Linked DNA regions of Homo sapiens: region 1 is linked to region 2. The links are chromatin loops, found by intact Hi-C in ENCODE. Cell type or tissue: dorsolateral prefrontal cortex. All regions are shown on one strand.

What was found. A loop is a pair of places that touch in the nucleus more often than their neighbours do. Peaks named below come from ENCODE experiments on the same cell type or tissue, not always from the same donor. Only the 100,000 strongest peaks of a DNase experiment are listed, where the experiment ranks them.
Region 1: a loop joins it to region 2, with 8 times the contacts of the local background. A loop is called at or near these places in 1 of 110 quality-filtered maps.

The regions. Positions count from the first base shown.
Region 1 is chr14:104,348,119-104,352,118 of GRCh38, reverse strand. No RefSeq gene overlaps it. Among named protein-coding and RNA genes, the nearest start is that of LINC02691, 130 kb to the right of the region's middle. In dorsolateral prefrontal cortex, a CTCF peak has its summit at 1,510; DNase peaks (open chromatin) are centred at 1,478 and 1,938; H3K27ac peaks cover 973 bases.
Region 2 is chr14:104,422,294-104,426,293 of GRCh38, reverse strand. No RefSeq gene overlaps it. Among named protein-coding and RNA genes, the nearest start is that of C14orf180, 160 kb to the left of the region's middle. RefSeq lists enhancers at 191-810, 811-1,430. In dorsolateral prefrontal cortex, no CTCF peak of the experiment used is centred here; a DNase peak (open chromatin) is centred at 1,503; H3K4me3 peaks cover 537 bases; H3K27ac peaks cover 468 bases.

The DNA.
Region 1 (4,000 bases), 74 kb after region 2:
CATCGCTAATCATCAGAGAAATGTGTTATGTTGGTGCAAAAGTAATTGCAGATTTTGCAATGGAAAGTAATGGAAAACCGTAATTACTTTTGCACCAACCTGACACATTTAAAACCACAATGGGATACCGCCTCACACCTGTTAGAATGGCTGTTGTCAAAAAGACAAAAAATAGCAGTGTTGAGGTTGTGGAGAAAAGGAAACCTTGCAACCTTGCATGCTGCTGGTGGGAATAAGTACTGCCATCGTGGCAAACAGTATGAAGCTTCCTCAGAAAGCTAAAACTAGAACTACTGTATGACCCAGTAATCTCACAGCTGGGTATGTAGCCAAAGGAAATGATATCAGCATATCAAAGGGATATCTGCACCCCCATGCTTATTGCAACACCATTCACAACAGCCAAGAAATGGAGTCAACCTAAGTGTCCATCAGTGGATGAATGGGTAAAGAAAATGAGGTCCATATACACAATGGAGTACTATTCAGCCATAAAAAAGGAAAAGATACTGCCATTTGCAACAACATGGATGAATCCAGAAGACATCATACCAAGTGAAATGATCCAGACACAGAAAGAAAAATACTGCATGTATTTGTAGAATCTTTAAAAGGTGAATACATAGAATCAGAAAGAGAAACGGTGGTTACCAGGGGCAGGAGTGGGTATGGGGGGATGTTGATCAAAGGGTATAAAATTGCAGTTATGTGGGATGAATTAGTCTAGAGCTCTAATGTACAGCATGAGGACTGTAGTCAGTACTATATTATATGCTGGAAATTTGCTGAGAATAGATTTCAGGTGCTCTCATTTAAAAAAGGTAACTTTGTGGAGTGATGACTCTGTTAATTGGCTTGACTATAGTAATCATTTCACTATGTGTATGTTCAAATGTTGTATATCTTAAATATATACAATGAAATATATAGTAGTCATTTCACTATGTGTATGTTCAAATGTTGTATATCTTAAATACATACAATTTTATTTTAAAAATGTTAATAAGGAAAAGTTCACCATGGGTCATTGGTTTGGGGACAAGATGATGGGAGGCAGCATGGGGAATCATTGGTGAGGGCTCTAAGGGTGAGGGTGGCGAGGACATTACTGGAGGCTGGAGGAAAGGGCCCCTGTTACATGGTGACAGTAATGGAAAGTTTGACCTGCAAAAGAGAAAGGGCAGCTCACCCACCGGTGGATCTGACAGGGGACCCTTCCAGGCAGCCAGCTTTGCCTGTGATAAAATACAAAGAGAGAGGGGGTCAGCTTAAGGAACAGTTAAATTCTTAGCAGAAGTTAGAGTGAACATAAAAGACCCAGGACTTGCTCAGTTCAAAAACAAAACTGTGTCACCCTCAAGCTCTCCCAACGAAGATTCTCAGTACAAACAATGATCTCGGGGCAGAAATGTGTGGCTGCAAGCCAGCGCAGCTGGAAGCGCTCTTGTCCAGACCTCAGAGAGAAGGAAGGGGGTGGCTCACTGCCCTCTCAGCTAAACAAAAGAGCCTTTAAACATCTTCAGGGGGTGCCCCACCGATGCTCCCAGCCAGTCAATGAGGCTTCCAGGCATGTTTGGGTGCTGTTCCATAGCCGGCTGCCCAGGGTGAAGATAGGCCAGCCTCAGCAGGCAATGCCAGGGCAGCTTTGATCCAATCCAGCTGATTTTTAGTTGGTCTGGAAGAACCTCTCAAACCTTTTAACAAAATTGTACCAGTGGTGTTCTCTATCTTCCTAAGGTAGGAGGAAGGCCGAGCTGAGGACCTACCTGTGAACAGGGACAGCTCATATGGAAGAGAAAGAGTGACTCAGAGGATGATGCCAGGAGCCCAGAAGGCACAATCTTCTTCACCCAGGGGCCCCCAGAACAGTTGACATCTGGGTGGGTCATTGCAGTCACACTCCTTCTGCATCACATCAGGGCGCAGGAGCTGGCAACATGCCAGGGTGGATTTCAGGATCGCCATGGAATGACTGTGATGTACTCCTGCTTTCTGCTCTGTTGAATGGGTGTTCATTCTGGTGGTCCCCAGAGTCTCACCACCAGAATCTAGGTGGGTGGAAGGGCCCCATGGCTCGTATCTGGGTTGCAGTTCTTCAGATCAGAACAACTGTGTTGGAGGACCCAGGACCCCATGTGCACTGGAGTTCATTAGCCCAGAGGGTCCTGGACCTCCAGCCAAAGCCAAACAGATGAGACAAACGGGGGTCTCCAGTGGGGCTGGGTGCACGTTGCGAGGGCCTTCAGTGAGATTCAGTGTGTGTTGCATTTGAAAGGAGTATCAACAGTTGTAGCCACAGGGCAGACTGTGGTAGATTAAAGATGGATAGAAATTCTTTGTTCTCATTGAGAAATGAAGTCGAATCTGCTGCTACCTTGGATCTGCCCTGGTCTTAGTGACTTGCTTGACCTACAGAATGCAGCAGGCATGACATGCCAGGACCTCTAGACTAAGTCCTGTGAAGTCTGGCAGCTTCTGCCTCACTCACTGGAATGCTTGCTCCAGGAGACCAGCAGTCATGTAAATTCAGCCAACCTGAGATGTACCTGCTGTAAGAAGCCCAAGCCATGCAGAGAGGCCCTGGGGGATGAGACAGTGTGTGGAGGAGAGAGAGAAACAGAGGCACTGGGGCTCCAAACATGGGAGTGAAGAAGGCATTTCGGAAGTAGAGTCTCCAGCCTCAGTCACCCCCGCTGACACCAACTGAATGAGAGATGAATCACTCAGCCAAGCCTTTTCCAAATTCTTGGCCCATCAAAATAAAATAGCTGTTTTAAGCCACTAAGTTTTGGAGTCATTTGTTCACACCAATAGATAACAGAGTAGGGACCATTAGCAGAGAAAGCAGGACCGGGGCCATAGAACAGTTAACATCTGGGTAGACCACTGCAGTCACACATCTTTCTGCATCATATCCCTATGCAGTCCCTTCCCATACAGAATCTGAGATTGGCCACATGACTTGGCTTATCCAATGAGACAATAGCAAATGTGACATAGGCATGATGGGGCCTGACTTCTTTCTGCTCTCAGACCCCTGTGAACACATATGGAGGAGACAGGACCAGCCTGCTGGATGATGAGAGACACGTTGCCCAGAAGCCCTATCACCTCAGCCAACAGTCTGCTGGCTACCAGGCGTGTGAGTGAAGCCACCCTGGACCTTCTGGCTCGCAGCTGACCTGCTAGCTGACCATAGGTGCATGAGTGAGCCCAGCTGAGGTCAGTTGACCAGACCAGAGGAGAACCACCCACAGAACCGTGCACAACATGAATGGTTGCTGTAAGCTGCTAGATTGTCGGTGATGTCTTGCACAGCAAAGGAAAACTGATGGTGCATTTCATGGTATATTAATTATATATTAATAATTTTTTAAAAAGTGAATAAAGAGACTGTCTCTCTGCCAAGACTTACATTCTTGTCACTAGGTTTTCAAGTCAAGGTAAGCAGAGCCTGAGGTTGTGTGCTACCCACAACCTGCCTTTAGGGAAGAGAACCCCTAGGACTCAGTTGGTGGCAGTTGTACAACCAATGGGTTGGTGGGATGTACAACCAATTCATTCGTTTGTTTACTCAACAAATATGCTAAAGAGGGAAGAGGGATATAAACAGTAGCAGATTAGATGCAGTCAAAGACAGACTTACTAAATTAGACAAGAGAACTGAAGAAATTACACAGAATGCGTCTTAGAGAGAAAAGAGGTAGAAAATACAAAAGAGATATTAAGAGACACAGAGAATAGTTTGGGACGTGTTAATTGACCTATCTTCAAATTCACCGGTGCTTACTTTGGATGTGTCAGTCCTCTGATGAGCCATTTATCATTTCTGTCATAATTGTTTGTTTGTTAAAATTTCTAGTATATCTTTTTGATTCTTACTAAGAGTTTCCATCTCTCTACTTAGGTTAATCATCTGTTTCTGCTTGTTGTCTTTTTCCATTAGAGCCCTTTGCATATTAATTATAGTTATATCTACCTTCCTTGTCTAATGATTGAA
Region 2 (4,000 bases):
TCTTGGAATAATGCAGGAGCCAGCACCCGGATGTGAGACACGGGGCAGCGAGTCCAGCTAAGCAAAGCCTGCCCCCAGCCCAGGGAAACTGAGTTGACGAATGTGGTGCTGTCCAAGGCCTTGCCTTGTGGTGAGCTGTTACCCAGCAGCAGGAGACAAGAGCATTCGCCTTTGTCCTTTCTCCCACCCAGGCAAGGGCACGCAAGTGACACACGTGCAGGTGCACACACACAAACGTGTGTACTTGTTCGCACATGCAACACACACAGATGCATACATGTGCACTCACACGTTCTGACGTACACACAGGCCATGCATGCCTGTGCATACACATACATGCACTCACACACACGCACACGTGTACAGACCCACATGTGCATACAGAAGCCCCCTACCCAAACTCTGAGCCGAAACACATGTGCCAACACACAGAGCCCCCATGCAGAGACCTCACACACAAACCCACTCAGAAATAAATGCTCAGGAACATCCTTGCCGCCAGGTGAGAACACTGAGGCCCAGGGCAGGTGACTCTGGGGCAGAATCATGAAGGTTGGGGCAGTGGGGGCAGGGCCAGTCCTGGCACCTGCGTGAGGTCCTCTTCTCCGCCCCTTCCCAGGTCGTGTCCCTGATTCATCCTGGCCCAGAGTAGAGCTCAGCAACTGTAAATTGGTTCCTGGGGAGGGCCGGGGATGTCCGGGGGGGCTTCATCTCCTATCTTCCCCGCAGGTCCTGGTCACTTACTTGTCTGTGGCTGCAGGACGAGTGCCCTGACCACAGCCCCTGGGCACAGGAGAGGTCGTGGGCCCCATACGTGCCCTCTTCCCCACTAGGCCAAAGAGGCCCCGCTCACAGTCCTGGAAACACAGACCAAGACCCTCCCGGTGCTGCAGGGTGTCCTGCCCTGGGCAGGGTGAACTTCGGCCGCCGCCATCCCCTGCACCAAGAGGCTTTTGTTCCGAAGGTGTCTGTGCTTTGGACGTGTGGCTCAGGGGCCTTGGGTGGCCCCCCCATGGTATGTTCTCAACGGTAGAATCTTATCTGGGAAATGGGTGTGGGAGGCGGTGCTAGGGAGGGCTCCTAGGGGATGCCCAGGGAGTGGGGGGCTTCAGCCTGCAACTGGGAAAGACTGGGCGGGAAGCACTGTTGGGTGGGGGGTGGGGTTCAGGCAGGGGCAGGCAGCAGGGCAGGGTCCGGCAAGGGGTATTGGGGCAGGTGGGCTGGACCCAAGCTAAGGTGCCCCAAGGGCAGAGCCAGTGGGGAACAGGCAGCGTGCCGCCCCCACCCTCGGAGTGGCCTTCCAGCGCCTCGCTCCAGTGAGGAGGAAAATGAGAGCCAGCACCTCCCTCTGCTCCACGTGCCCTGGGCGCTTCTCGTGGGGGAGGAGCACATCCAGCTGTGGCGCCCCCAGCTCCTCCCCTCCCTCCACCAGCTGTGGGTCAGAGAGAGTCAACCCACGTGCTCTGTAATCGCCTGCCTGGAGCTCTTCAATCTTTAAACAGCACTTTCTGGAGCTGAGCTCCATCAGCAAACGCTCTCCAAGTGGGGGCGGTGACTGTGACAGACAGAAGCCAAGTGGGACCCTGCGGTCCGGGGCGGCACAGCCCCACCTGGCCATTTGCCCATACTGTGCATCTGTGTGCCCAGCCTCCTCTCACCCAGCTGCCCTTCCAGGCTGGGCTCCAGGCTACAGCCCAGGGGGCTTCGTGGATGCCAGCTGCCCGTCCCTCCCCTGCCAAGAGCTTTCAGGGGCTCCCACGCCTGCTGCTGCAGACGCCTCCCCCGCCACCCATGCAGCCTCCCGTCTGTGGCCTCAGATGCCCCTCAGCTCCTGAGATGCTCCTGGAAGCACTAGGTCCTAGAGGAAGAGCCCTCGATCCACCGGTTCCCCTACTGCCCCCGCTGCCCGCCAGCATCTCTGCTCAGCCAGGACTTCCTTGAACCTCTCCTTCGGGTTGTCCTTTGGACACCCCCCCCAGCAGGATTCTTCCCCGAACCCCTCCTTCCATCCCACTGCCCTGGGCTTCTCTGCACATGGCTTGGGGGGCCGGACTGTCTCCCTAGTGGGGATACATCCTGACCCGCCCCGCCAAGCCTAAGTCACCCCTAGTTTTCTGGGGCTGAGGGCTTCTGGGGCTAGAACTGGGACAGTCCTGGGCAGCTAGGACAGCAAGGAATGGGCAGGTCCAGGCTGCCCCCGCCAAACCCTCTCCTGGATGGGAGCCTAGGATGGGCAGTCCAAACCTGTCCTTGGGTGTCCGGGTGATGGCACCAGGCCACGCCTGGGGAGCAGGTGCAGTCCCCAGCCAGCGGGACTGGCAGGAGAGCCGCTGGGCCCAGCTGGAGGGCAGCCTGGGGCCCAAGGAGCCTCCTGGGGGAGGTGACAGGTGACCAAGCCCATAAGTAGTGGGGTAACGGGGGCCTGGAGTTGGCAGTGTCGGGGAGGGACAAAGACAGGCCAGAGCAGCTTCTCTAAGGAGTGGGGGTTGGGGTCCTGGGGACTTTCTGGCAGGCTTCGTGTTAACAGACTGGAAAGCAGAGGCCCTCCAAGGAGGCCCTTCACCTGCCGTGGGGAGAACAGGCAGCGGGAGGGGCCTGTCTCCATATTTCCACATGGGAGGATTCCCGCTTTATGGGCTGAGGAAAGAACTTGCTGGAGGGGGAAACCCACTTTCACCACCCGGGCGCTGGGGAGGCGTCCCCCCAGCCGAGTGAGCTCCCAGCCGCATCCTGACACACCTGGGCACCCTTCACCTGGCCCCCACACCAGCCCGTGCTCAGGCCCCACCAGCCTCCTCCCCAAACCTGCCGTAATCCCCGGCACCCACCCCAGGGAGTGATGCCATCCCCTCGCTGGGCCAGACCCTGGGGAGGGGCTCTGGGCAGGAGGGTCTGGCAGAGCCCTCAGCCTGCCCCTCCCAGGCCTCTGAGAACGTGGAGACAGAGACCAGCCATGAGATCTAAACAGGGGCGCCTCCCGGGACTGCTCCCGGCCTCTGCACTGGTTAACATCCCTGGGCCTTCGCTGTAGGAATGGCCGGAGGGCTGGGGTCAGAGGGGCAGGGTTCCAGCCTAGAGGCCAGAGCATTCCCTGGGGTTCCCGAAAGCTGTAAACCAGGGTCAAAGCCGTCCTAGGTTTCTGCAGGTCCAGCCGGGGACTGAATGTGGAGAAAAATTCAGCCCCATTCTGAGACCCTCCCCCTTGTTCCCCCTCAGGGAGCTGTGCAGACGCCGGCTTAGGACCAGCCTCCTCGGCTGCTTGTGGGAGGGCAGGGCTGATGCGGGGGCTGCTGGGTCCATTCACGGCCCTGCATCCCTTCAGGCAGAGGGACACACGTCCAGACGGACACACACCCACCATACCCCACACTGTCCAGCGCAGAGCCTCTTGACCCATGACACCCCAAATTCCGTATTTTGTGGGGTGAGATGATGTGGCTTTGCCAGTGAGATGCGTGTAACTCAGTCCCACAACAGCTGAACAGCCCCCATCACAGTCACTGAGCCGCGTCCCGGGCTCAGATACCACACACCCCACACCACAGAGCGGGGCGCTGGGTGCGCAGTCCGGCTCCGCTGCCCGGGAAGCGCGGCAGGCCCGCTGCCGGTCCCCACACCTCACCTCGCACCACACAAGGCAAGTTTGTCTCAGAATAGAGGCGGATCTTCCCATCTGCCTTTTAACAGACCTTCAGAGCTGGCAAGCCTGTCACTTGCTCGAGCCAAACACGGCGAGTTCATTCACTCCATAAAATTTTATGGAGTTCCTCACACGGTCCTTGAGCAGGGACTCAGAGGACACAGTCTCCAGTCCTCCCGCCCTGGCCCTCCTGGAAGCGAAGCCCTTCCTGCCTCCTCCTCACACGTGGGCCTTTCTGCTCCATCAGAGGCGCTGGCTTCCCGCTCCCACCAGCTATTAGCAGTTAGGTGATCTTACTAGGCTCTGATGAGCATCTTGACAGCACTACACCCTTATTGCCCCAAAGCGCTGGAGGTTTCT